Linked DNA regions of Mus musculus: region 2 is linked to region 1. The links are chromatin contacts, found by Hi-C or POLR2A ChIA-PET in ENCODE. All regions are on one chromosome and are shown on one strand. Each heading gives the region's core, a stretch centred on a gene start or an enhancer-like site at or near the end of the contact. The rest is flanking DNA. Distances are from core to core; before and after follow the strand shown. Region 1 holds the start of Mrpl18 (mitochondrial ribosomal protein L18). Region 2 has its middle 7.7 kb from the start of Gm24867.

The links. A loop is a pair of places that touch in the nucleus more often than their neighbours do. ChIA-PET counts read pairs that join two places held with the same protein, here RNA polymerase II (POLR2A).
Region 2: a map of regulatory T cell shows a loop between it and region 1 (5-fold over the local background). The contact joins the enhancer-like site here to the promoter of Mrpl18 in region 1. A Hi-C loop is called at or near these places in 1 of 37 maps with a recorded cell type or tissue (regulatory T cell). POLR2A ChIA-PET finds 5 or more read pairs at or near these places in 1 of 5 experiments (embryonic stem cell).

The regions. Positions count from the first base shown.
Region 1 is chr17:12,912,760-12,919,270 of GRCm38, forward strand. It overlaps Mrpl18 (mitochondrial ribosomal protein L18), which reads right to left and starts at 3,332. Exons shown (of 4, transcript NM_026310.3): 1 at 3,188-3,332; 2 at 2,879-3,065; 3 at 1,011-1,242. The coding sequence starts at 3,239. It overlaps Tcp1 (t-complex protein 1), which reads left to right and starts at 3,570. Exons shown (of 12, transcript NM_013686.4): 1 at 3,570-3,870; 2 at 5,039-5,124; 3 at 5,284-5,412. The coding sequence starts at 3,807.
Region 2 is chr17:13,679,859-13,686,241 of GRCm38, forward strand. No RefSeq gene overlaps it. Among named protein-coding and RNA genes, the nearest start is that of Gm24867, 7.7 kb to the left of the region's middle. Within about 2 kb of position 2,988, at least 2 of the 3 ENCODE cell types and tissues checked have a DNase peak (open chromatin) inside an H3K27ac peak, as active enhancers do.

The DNA.
Region 1 (6,511 bases), core at 2,082-4,581:
ACTGCTCGACCAGAGGTCCTGAATTCAATTCCCAGCAGCCATGTGGTAGCCCACAACCATCTGTAATGGGATCTGATGCCCTCTTCTGGTGTGTGTCTGAAGACTGCTGCAGTGTACTCATATAAATAAAAAAATAAAATAAATCTTAAAAAAAAAAAAAAGATGCCAGTATAACAACAGGAAGTGCAGTGCTAACATCCTGGACTAACGGGTCTCAGTCACCCAGCAATACCAACTTGCAATACCGACTGACCTCAGTTTGTACAGAGAATGGGAACACAAACTCCTATGGACTACTGCAAAAACCAAATGTCACAGGATCCAGCCAAGGCCCACCATGTAGAATACCCTCAAGAAAATAATGTAAGCACACCTAACACCAAGAACTAACCAAAACTCTCTGGCGTCTCTGCGTGTTGCTAGAGATTACACACGCAAGGTAGCGGCGCTCTCAGAGCTGTGCCCCCAGCTCTGGACCTTCTGTGTATCATGGATGAAACAGCCTCCAGCATGCATTACCAATGAATAACTTGCAGTTCCTGGCCTTCCCACTTAAAATTCTGAGACAAAGTCTTACTAAGTTATTCAGGCAAGCCTAGAATTTGAGATTCTTCCAAGTCAACCTCTTGACAGCAGGAATTATTGACCCTTGTCACCAAAAACAACTGATCTTGTTCCCCCACCCCCTCTATTTTTAAACAGGATCTCACTATATATCCCCAACTAGATGGAACTTCCTTGGTAGACCAGATTGGTCCTAAACTCAAGAGATCTGCTTCTACCATACCACACCAAATTTTTGTTTCTTTTCTGCTTTCTTTTTTTGTTTCTTGAGACAGGGTTTCTCTGTGTACCCCTGACATTCCTGGAACTCACACTGTAGACCAAGCTGCCCTTGACCATGGAGATCTCTTGCCTCTGAGACCTCCCGAGTGCTGGGATTAAAGGCATGCACCACCATTCCTAGCCGAATGTTTACCTTTTAAGTAAATACATAGAAATACAAGTACCGAGTCTGAGGACGCCTCCCACGGGGTGGGCTGGTAGACCATGAAGTTGATTCCTGCTTCTAAGCACCGCTGTGCCAGCACTCGCCCAATGCTCTCACAAGCCACCACGTTTCTGGTACTATAAAGGTGTTTTTTAATAGCCCATTCTCGAGTGGATGCTGAAACAACAACCTGGCCGTTAAGATGCTCAACAAATGCTTCTACGTGATGCTGAGTCTTTACAACTCGCAACCTAAACGGGGAGAAAAGAGTTATAAAACAATCTATTAACAAAAAGTTGGGCCACTTAAGGTGAATAAACGCCTACGTGTTCTTCAAGAATTTGGTGAGCCCACTGTTAAGACAGTTCAATGGGTAAAGATGCTTCCTACCAAGGCCAACAACCTGCATTCAACCCCCAGGGCTCACAAGGTGGACCATGATCTAAGTATATGCGGTATATGCATGAACCTGTGACTATATGCACATACCAATCAACTGAAAAAAAAAAAAAAAAAACAATAAAAACAAACTGGAATGGGATTTGTTGATGCCCTCTTCTGCTGTGTCTGAAGACAGCGACAGTGTACTTACAACAATAAAAATGTGTAATTACAAAAAAACCAACCAAATAAACAAAAACCAGAAAAATCCCACTGTAACAAAAATAATAACCACCGTAAAAAGATAACCCCTACAATGATAATAATGTAGTTTAAATAGTTGAATTAAGAGCTGGAGAGATGGCTCGGCGGTTAAGAGCACTGACTGCTCTTCTAGAGGTCCTGAGTTCAATTCCCAGCAACCACATGGTGGCTCACAACCATCTGTAATGGGATCCGATGCCCTCTTCTGGTATGTCTGAAAACAGAGACAGTGTATACCCATACACAAAATAAATAAGTCTTAAAAAAAAAAAAAGTTAAATTAAAAAAAAAAAAAAAAAAAAGACATACAGCCGGGCGTGGTGGCGCATGACTTTAATCCCAGCACTCGGGAGGCAGAGGCAGGTGGATTTCTGAGTTTGAGGCCAGCCAAAAAAAAAAAAAAAAAAAAAAGACATACATTTAAAGCATCTAGCATAACTGCTTGTAAATCCAATGCTTTCAGTTAGTAGCCATCTTGGGGCTGGGGAGTGCAGTTCAGAGGTAAAGCACTTGCTTTGTGTGATGAAGGTACTCATCTAAACTGCGTAGTTCTCCCAAAATAAAATTTAACATTTATTTCCATGTGTATGATTATTTTTGGGAATGTATCGCTGTGTGCCAAGGTCAGAAGAGGGTGTCAGATCCCTGGGAACTGGAATTACAGACCATTGTAAGCTGCCTGGGTCCTCAGTGAACTCAGTAAGTGCTTTAAATGAATACAAATTTTAAAATGTATTTCATAAAATGTTTCTATTAATGAACTTTTAACCTTTATTCCCCCCATTAAAAAATCATTAAGGCTCAAACTTTACCCTAATGTGCACGCTAATAACTAATTCTACTTAGCACTCTATTCTGTAACAGCTTACACACACACACCTTTACTTACTGAACAGGTAGGTACACAGGCCTGTCAGTTCCAGACACTCAATCCCAGCCTCCTAGCCTCCTTTGCTAGAATAGCCTTCATGGCAAATGATTTCGCGGCTTCCTGTCCTTTAGATCTCAGCTTTTTGACATGTCACCTTCAGAGAGGCCTCAGGACATAGCCGCTTATTCTCAAATTACCGTTTAAGTTTTCTTCAAGGCAACTAACTAGTTGCTTGCTCCAAGGTCGCTTTCTACCCACATGTCATCTTCCTGACACATCCCGAGGCTTACCTGGCAGGATCAGTCAGGGGATTGGTGAAATTGGTAAGGTGCTAAGCACAGCTTAGTCAGTCACAAGCCGACTTTAATTACCTGTGCCAGAACTCACGGTTAGGCCACACGGTAGCCCAGCCCCGTTCTTTCCGAGCTACCCCTAAGAGCTCCAGATTCCGAGGGTTCCGGTTGGTGAACTCCGGGGCCACCGCTTCGTTTTCCTTACTCTCCACGTCGGGCTGCACGGCCGGCACGGAACTGGTTGAGAGGGCTGCGAACCCACACTCTAGAAAATGAAAAAGATCACATGCATCTTTCACTTTCCCACATCAGGTACAAAATCGCATTTGCAAATGCACACGTACTGTGCACAGAGCGCAGGCAAGGAGGTGGGGCGAGATTAGTTACCCAGTTTCCTGCAAACTGACAGACATTTCCAGAACCGCGGCCGAAGCGCCATGGCTGACGGGACCTGGGCAAAGTCACACAGTGCCCTATCTTCCTTTGCTCAGGGTCGTCTCGGGGAACAACTAGTCGCAGCCATGTTAACTGTGGGTAAAGCTACAAGGGCCGGCAGTACCTCGGTGTCTCAAGGACCCGGAACTAACAAGCTCCCTGGTGCTGAGTGGCCGAGTGAGCGATCGGTATCCCTGGCTCACCAATCACCGCAGACGTTGAGGCGGAGGGCGGGACACGCTAGCCGTGGCCAAGAGCCTGACTTCCGTTTTCCACTTTCGCGCCTTTCTTCTACTGTCTCTAGTTGACCCAGCGTCCCGCAGCCCCCTACTTCCGGCGTTTTCAGTTTTTCGCCCCGCCCAGCCCTCGTCTGTCAATCCCTACCGCTTTCCCGGCAGACCTTGCGGTTGGTGGAGCGTGGAGAGCGCGCAGGGCGTGTTACCCAGCAGGCCCCGCGGCATCGCTCGGGCCTTTCCACGCCGTGGTCCCCGCCGTGGTGGCCGTTAAACGGTCTCAGAGCGGAGCTATCGGTTGTCTGCGGCCGTAGTGAGCTTTGCTTCGTTTCCTGAAGATGGAGGGTCCTTTGTCCGTGTTCGGGGACCGCAGCACTGGGGAGGCGGTCCGCTCCCAGAATGGTAAGGGCGAGAGAATGGTAAGGGTCCAGCTCGCGGCGGCGCAGGCCGAAGCCCAGCCGCAGTCCGTAGGCCGGGGCTGTCCGCCGGGCCCAGTGAAGTTCCTTCAGGAGAAGCCCAGCCATCCCGGATCCGCCCTCACTAGCGGCCGGCTCGGCGCCATTGCGCCCTACCGTGTAAGGGAAGAATGTTCGAGAATGCACACGGTTGGGGGAGGCGTTCAAGATGGGTGTGGGCGTCCGTGCCCCAATACCTAGTAGAGGAGCTCCAGATAGACTTCTCCGCCACTCCCCTCTGCTCCTTTGTTGGGTTCCAAGCCGGTTGGAGCACCTCTGACATAGCCAGAAAAGAGTAGCTTTCACCGGTTCCATTGGCCCTTGAGAAGATGCTCATAGAATCTAGGTGGCTTTTGCGTTGCTTCCCTTCCCTGGTCTGGTTCTTGGATGCCCAGAATCTGCAGGTGACAGCTGCTCCCCCAGTAAAACGTAACGGAATGCAAACTGAACGTTATTAAGCGATACTTTTAGCTGCCTTTATCGTGGTTAACTTTAATACGAGTAAGCACGTGGTTTGCTGTGGTTGAATTTGTTCTTGAAAGCATTCCCTTGCAGGAACCGTGTTCTGTGTTGTGCTTTTTTTTTTTTTTTAAACAACTCTCTTAGAAATTACTACTACTTTATCCTGGTGAACTATCTAATATTCTTACTAAACTTGCCAGAGTCTGAAGAGAAAGGCTGAACTTAAAGGGTTTTTTCCCCCCTAGTGTAGTAGTAAGGAATGAACTTAAGATTGCTTATAATTTGAGGCATTAAAATCTTTGCAATCGGTGATATACCAATACTAAATAGAAAAAAGAATAGTTAACCTTCACTGGTCCTTAAGTAAGTGATTCCCCCCCCCCCCCACACACACACACACACACACACACAGGGTTTCACTGTATAGCTGTGGCTGTCCTGGAAGCAACTTTGTAGACCAGGCTGGCCTCGAACTCAGAAATCTGCCTGCCTCTGCCTCCCGAGTGCTGGGATTAAAGGCGTGCGCCGCCACACCCGGCTTGATTTTTTTTTTTTTAAATAGTAATTACAGACTTTAGATTTTAGCAAATCATAGGTAGTTGAGTGTCATAGTTTATGTGTTGTTCTAATTAGTTTTCACTGTTCATCTACAGTTATGGCTGCAGCTTCTATTGCCAACATTGTTAAAAGTTCTTTTGGGCCAGTTGGCTTGGATAAAATGTTGGTGGATGATATTGGTGTAAGTATATATCTAATTGCTCTTGCTTGCCTTGATAAAAGTACATTGTTTTAAATTTCAAAAAAAAATCTTTGGTAAAGTCTTTGTTTTTACCTGAGTATGGATGGCATCCTAGAGCTTGGTTTCTGTGTTGACCACTTATTCCTTCATATTTCTTAGGATGTAACCATTACTAACGATGGTGCCACCATCCTGAAGTTACTGGAGGTAGAACATCCCGCAGCCAAAGTTCTGTGTGAGCTGGCTGACCTGCAAGACAAAGAAGTTGGAGATGGAACTACCTCAGTGGTGAGACGCTACCAGGAAATGGCTAGAGAATAGTCAATTTATTAGAGTTGAATCCATGAGAGAGTCATACTCTAGGTCAGAAATAAGTCACCTTTTAAGGCAGTCTCACAAACTTTTGAAAACTAACCATTGTAACTAGTTTGTGTAATTTAAGTAAGGGAAGAACTTAAGGTGATTAAATAAATACAAGCTTGTTTTAAATACTGGAGTCTCGTGAATTTGGAGCCTTATTTAAACCTACTTAACCATGATGATGTTCATGTAGAAAATGTTACCAGGTTTGGACTTTTTTCTTTGTTGTTTAATAGATACTTTTGTATTTTAAATGTGAACAAGAAATCTTTGGAATTCAAAATAGAAATTTGCAGAAGTTAATTTGCTACCATATAGTGCTAATGGCTAGTCAGCAAACATGGCGAATAGTGTAACATTTTGTGAGTTAGCCTGCTTAAGTAGTAAAATACTGTTTGGTGAGGCAGATTTTAGACCTGGCAAAATAAATGGTGAGGGAAAAGTATTTATAGACTTACCCTTTACTAGGAAAGAATTGAATCTGTTTTTAAATAGTGAAAATGGACTTTATCTAATTTGTTCATAGACAATGTAACTTAAAAATAACCTTAATTCCACTCGAAAGAAGAAAAGTTTTTTGGAGATTTTGTTTTGTTTTATTATTAAGAAAACTGGTTTTTCACAGTGTTCTCTATTTTAAATGATCTTAAGATTTTATTGAAATTACTGGAATGATACCAGTCATTTCCATTGATTGCTATCTAGCTCTTGTTGCAGTAAGTCTGTAAATGTAATGGATATAAATTCTGCTGTATTAGATTTTTAGCATTTTCTGGCTTTTCCAGCTTGGACCATTTCCATAGAATACTTTTAGGTTTTTTGAGGCAGGATTTCTCTGTGTAGCCCTGACTGTCCTGGAGCTCACTTTGTAGACCAGGCTGGCCTCGAACTCAGAAATCCGCCTGCCTCTACCTCCCAAGTGCTAGGATTAAAGGCATGCGCCACCACGCCTGGCACAGAATACTTCCTAGTGGTCTCTATGTTGTGTTTTCAACGAGTTGCTACTCACTTGTCTACTGTGGTATTA
Region 2 (6,383 bases), core at 1,738-4,237, 770 kb after region 1:
TAGCAACCACAGTCTCCTTGGCAGGGGTGGAGAGCTGTGAGCAGAGAACAGAGGCAGACCCAGGCAGAGGCTGCTTTTCCCAAACCTTGGCTGCCAGGAATGACCACAGACCACATGCTGTGTGAACACTGCGTACGGGCTGTCCTTGTGGGCTAGGTGAAGCGCGTGGGGCTGGCATGTTCTTCCTTCCCAGTCACTGGAGCATAGTCCTCCATGCCTCTCAAGGAACAAAGAGCCCCCGAAGTGCAGAGCTCACCTGGGCTCATCACTGGGTTGCAGACGGACGGTCCGTTTCAGCTGCTCTTTCAGCCTCAGTAGTGCCTGATCTGGTGGTATACAGCCACAGCCAAACAGACAAAGCAAGATCATGTGCCTCTCAGAGTCATCCCTTAACCCCAGAGAAAGGCTACTAGGAGACCGTCCGTAGGCTGGAGAAGAGCCCACAAAGCTATCTCTCCGCTCTTAGCCTCCTTTCACCTTACCCAAGGTCACACTCGTCCCTGAACCATGTGAAAGACCAGGCATGGCCACACATGCACCTGTAAAGACAGCCCTGTGGAAGGCGGAGACAGGAGAGTCCCTGGGGCTTGCAGGCTACTCCCTCACTTCTGTGTTCAGTCAGAGAATCAGACAGAAAGTGATAGAGCCAGACACTTGATAGCCTCTTTGTGTGTGTGATGCACCCACCCACATACATACAAAAGGAGATGTCTGAAACAAGGGAGACAAGTAGTATCGTTAAGAAAACTTTACTAGAGAGACACACATGGGGTGTGACTCATCTCATGCTGCTGTGATCTGTGTAGACAGAGGGCCGCACACAAATGGCACTCCTTGCCAGAAGGGGTCTCTGGACCAAACACAGTCAGGCTCTGGAAATTATGGAAGCTTTTGGTTTTTCTGATCCCCCCTCCCCCATTCCCTATTGTTTGGGGCTTTCGTTTTTAGCTTGTACTTCCTTCACAGACATGAGGAAAAGCAATAGCGTTTTAACGTAAAGTTGTCTTTAAATGAGTTTTTAAATTGCTATTGTTCCTTGTAATAAAGCTACCTCTCCAATACTGGCCTCTTTATCTACTCAGTCCCCATTTTCAGAGTTATTACACAATTAACACAATTCTTCTCTCCTTTCCTCCTCTCCCTCCCCTATCCACCCCACCCCCCAAAGTATGGACTATGGAAGACACTTTGGCAAAGGAGTCTTTTCGTTTTGGTTTCTCTCTCCAAGGCACTTGTCTATGAATCATTCTTACTATGGCAGCAAACACTGATGAAACCATTTAAGTAGCTTCTCTGCAACCTTTGTGACCTGCACACCACATCCAGGACTTTGAAAGTCATGTGCTTAAATGAACGACACCAGAGAGCTCACTGGAGGCTTCAGCTGAGATGGAGGCTCTGGGAACACTGGCAGCCCATGCCTCAGCAGGCAGTGTTGCTGGCATCGGTCCCCAAATGGCTGGCTTTGTCCCCCTCTCTACAAATCCATCTGCTTCGAGAGAAGCATCTGCTCCAAGCAGCAGCCCTGAAGCCTCACCCATCAGGCGGGGCGGGGGCTCCATCTCTATTTCTAGCAGAAAAAGCCTTTGACTTTTCTTCTATCCTGAGAAATGAGCTAGCCATTGAGGCCAGAAAATTCTTTTTTAAATTTATTTTTAGCCGGGCAGTGGTGGCGCATGCCTTTAATCCCAGCACTCGGGAGACAGAGGCAGGCAGATTTCTGAGTTCGAGGCCAGCCTGGTCTACAAAGTGAGTTCCCGGACAGCCAGGGTTACACAGAGAAACCCTGTCTCAAAAAACCAAAAAAAAAAAAAAATTTTTAATTTCACACACACACACACACACACACACACACACACACACACACGAGAGAGAGAGAGAGAGAGAGAGAGAGAGAGAGAGAGAACGAGAGAGCAGTGCATATGGGGTAGGCGTATATGCACATGGGTATGCAGGTACCCTTGGAGTCCATAAGAGGGCGCTGGAGTTACAGGCAGTGGTGAACTGCCGGATAGGGTTGCTTAGAACTGTACTGGGGCTAAGCTGTATCTCCAGGTCCCAGACTGTTTAAACGGCTCAGTCAGCAAAGCCCTTGCCTCACCAGCTTGAAAGCCTGACTTTGGACCCCCAACACCTCTGTAAACATTTGGGTTCTGCACTGCATGTCTGCAAATCCAGTGCTGGGAAGGGAGAGTCAGGATTCCCAGAGCTTGCTGCCCTTCAGTCCTAGCAGCTTAATTAGTAAGCCCAAGGCTCAATGTTAGCACTGACTTTAAAAATCAGGTGGAGAGCATGAGGGGGAAAGACATATGGCCCCTGCAGTGATATGCAGAATTACTGTGTACACATGAACATATACGTGCACACATACACTACAATAGAACAATTTGTTCTTAGTCAGGTTTGAGCCTAAATGCCTGCATGTTTCTCCCATCTCCTAACTCTGACAGGTGGGTCAAGCTCTCTACAGGTTGTCAGGGCCCAGAGCCTTCTCAGGATCCTTGGTCTACATCAGCCTGTGACTGTGCCCATCTCAGGTAACTCTGGGAGAAAGCGACTCTCTCACAAGTCTCAGCTGCCAGGCAACCATGATTTAATCTGAGGCTGACCACAAAACCACAAGAGAATTGAGATGTGGGAAGATGAGGAGGCTGCCTGGGTCATGTGGCCAAATACGCTCGTTGAGATCTGCACACACTGTCCTCTCCGGTAAATGGCTTGCTGTTCAGCCCCAACAGTCCCCAAGCCACTCCAGAGAATAAGTCACCTTGGGGCAGAAGGCGGGTGAAACACACCTTCAGACTCTGCACATTCCATGGCCTATGAGCCACCAGCCAGATACTCCCTGATGTCTGCCAGGAATGTCTCCAGTGCCTCCAGGCAGGGATGTGGAAAGAGGCCCCTGGCAAAGCCACAGGGCAGAGGAAGGAGGAAGCTTATGAACTGAAGGGAGCAGGCGTGAGCATGTGGAAGTGAGTGGAGAGGTCTGCTGGAGAACCCGTAGGGTTATATGAGTATTAGCAAGAGCTTGACATGCCTTGCGGAAAACCCAGCACTGTGGCTGAGACAGTCACTCCCCATCCTGTCCCCACACTCAGCGCCCACAGCAACCAGAATCCTCTGCTGCTCTGAGGCTAAAGAAGCCTGCTGGGACCTGGCCTAAGATAGCCACACTCAGGAGTCTGTGTGCCCTGCATGCAGGAGTGTTGCCTGAACACAAGTCCTTTCTGTCCCGCCCTTGGTACAAGGGCTCCCAGGAGAGTCTAAGCCCCTCACCCCCGCTTCCAGACTGCCCTCCTCCCCACTCTCTCTACCTTACCTTGGATCACAGTCCAGCCCATACTCTGTCCTTGAGATATGTTGGGTTCCAAACACAGCTACTGGGCTCTGCACTTTACCCCGAATCTCTAAGTCCTAGCCCTGAAAGACTGTGGAGGCTCTGAACCCTGGTGCCATCTCCTTCCCCACACAGCCAGCTCAGCCCCCGGGTCTTTCCTGTACCTCAGAGGCTAAAGAACCTCCAGTAGGTCTCCCTGTGGCTCTCTCTCTCTCTCTCTTTTTTTTTTCCTTCTCCAACTGAAGACAGAGGAGGATGTAAGAATCTGCCTCAATGCTAACCGGGGACCACCTCGCTCCACCGACAAAAGCAGTTTTGTTCAGAGTTTTATCTGTTCCCCCTGGGATCTTTTTTCTAGGTTGCAGGGGTGGATCTGATTGGTCTCACCACAATGGTGAGAACATCAGACACCAGACACTATGGGGATTGGTTAATTATGGCAGGCCAGCCCACCCCAGGGTGGGGCTGCCTAGACTGCTTACAAGTTGTCTCCTTTCAGGGCCTCTGCCCTGGGAGGGGGAAGAGTTCGAGCCAATCCTCTGACCGCAGAGGGTCAAATCCCTTGACTGGGAGCTGGGTCCACCTCAAAGGCTGGCGCAACCAAGGACCCCACCCTGTATCTGCTTAGAAGTGAAGGCAGGGTCAGACTAAAGCTCCCACTGGGGCAGCCTGGGGAAGAACAGACCGCCTACCCAAGCAGCCCGCCAGGTGCCTTTGTTAAGAGTTGATTCATCCGGAGGGCTGGCCACGCCCGCCCTGGGCTTCCTTTTTCCTGGAGCGTGAGGTGATCCACTTCCTCTTTAGTTTAAAGCCGGCCTGAGTCAGAGTTTCTGCCTCTCTAGCTGGGAGCACCGCCCATTTCCTCCTATTCAGCACAGACCTAAAACCACACAGTCCAGTGTGATGCAGCCAGACCGAGCCTAGGATCAGCAACCTTGCAGGCCAGAGGGCCACATCTTGAAGGGACAGAGCACCAGAGGGCATCTTAAAGTTCTGATCGGAATATTCTGCTTGCAGATCATTGGTGCAGGGAAATGCTGTGTTTTAGGCCTGTTGCATTTTGAGTCTGTGATTATGTGCCTCCCTAACACTGAGATTAGGGGGTTGAAAAAAGGGGTATCTCAAAATACACCCCGTCTACCCTTCAAATAGCCTATCCAGATAGGCCAAAAAGTAAAGTCAAAACTTTAACGTTTAGAAAAAACACACTCACACACTCACACGCTTGCACAGAGAGAAAGAGAAACAAGCAAGATGACCTCTGACCCTGACCCTTCAGGCTGCCCATGAGGTCGCAGCACTAACATGAGTTGAAAGTTGCAATCCTCAAATCTCAAATTCATCCGGTCTCATTGTAAGTAAAGACGGGCTTGTGCGTTTAAACTTATATTCTCACTCTTTGGTCATCAAGCCTTAGTTCAAAGCAATTGTGTTAAATACAGAATTTATGAAAGATGTACTTCTTTTAGGAAAGGTTTGCTCTGGCATGTGAAAGTCCAAGGATAAAGATGCTGGCCAAGACCACTGGACTCCTTAAAATATGTGAAAGAGTGGGCTTCCAAGTCTAATTATGAGGCTAAGTTTTAGTGAAGCAAAGTAAGAATGTGAGCAAAGCACCCAGGAATCAGAAATGCATAACGGAGCAGGAGCAGGGAGCAGCAACCGAGTCGCATGGCATTTTGGGAGTAACTGTGCAGCTGGAACCTTCCTTCTAGAAACCCAAACTGCTTGGAGAGATGATGGCAAGAGCAGCCGCTTCTCCTGCAGAGGATTGGGTTTGGTTGAGGTCCAGGTTCAGTGAGAGACCATGTCTAAATATAAGGCAGAGTGGCTGCATGTGGTACTGCACACCTTTGATCCCAGCACTTAGGAAACAGAGGCAGGTGGATCTCTTATGAGCTTGAAGCTAAGATGGTCTACATAGTTCCTGGTTATCTAGAGCTACACAGTGTGACCTTGACTCAAAACAAACAAGTCAGAGAGGAATTGAAGCTACTTACCATGGGCCTCTGGCCTCAACTCACACAAGTATGCACGTGTACAAAGAAAGACACACAAAGTATCAATACACAGAAAATAATAATCTCAGTGTCATAATTAGCTTAAACTGTCACCTTGACATGCTAAGGACCACCAATCAAGGAATTGCCCTTATCAGATTAACCTATAGGCATATCTGGGAGGTATTTTCTTGACTGCTAATTGATATAGGAGCAGCCAGCCCACTGTGGGTGGTACCATCCCTAGGCATGTAGGCCTGGGCTATATAAGAAGTATAGTTTAGAAGCAAGCCAGTAAGCAGCACTCCTCAATGGTCTCTGCCTGAGTGCTTGCCTCCAGGTTCCTGTCTTGAGCTCCTCTTGATGGGAGAATACAATCCTTTCATCTGCATGGGTCATCTTTATCACAGTAACAAAAAAGCAAAGTAGGACAGTCATTAGTTCCCTACTGTTCCTGCCAGCATTCATGGAGCATATGATACCAAGGTCTTGTCCACAGTGAATGACAGTCAAGGCCCCGCCCACAGCACTAGTCCTCCCTCCCTTTCCCTCATTACAGGTCTCATATCTCTCCTGGGGCCTCATTGAGTCATCCTTACCATGTTATTCCCATTACAGAAATTCTCTTCCTCTTTTGTCAACCCACAGAGGACTAGAATAGCGCCAGCCACGTTCCTCATTACAGTGTCCTCCAAGTCATGAGGCAGAAGTGGATCTGGAACCATCAAACCAGATGTGAGCTCTCTCTTTTTTCTTAGACATGTGGGCTGTGAGAGCTGTTCACTCTCTCAGGCAGAGGCAGAGTGCACCTTCCAGTCTGAGCAATAGATTCAGTTTCCCAATGGCTGGCTCAAGACGATGGAAGAAAGACCCTGGACGTGAGACTGGCAGAAGGGGGTCTTCAAAGCCAGCAGGCACATGCTGTAAATCAGCAGGATGCCCTAGCTGCAGCAGATGCTTGCCCTAACCTGACTTAAACAGTAGAAAGCCATGACCCCGTAAATAACCAAGAGCAGGCCATGTGAATTCCAAAGGAAGGTGGTTTG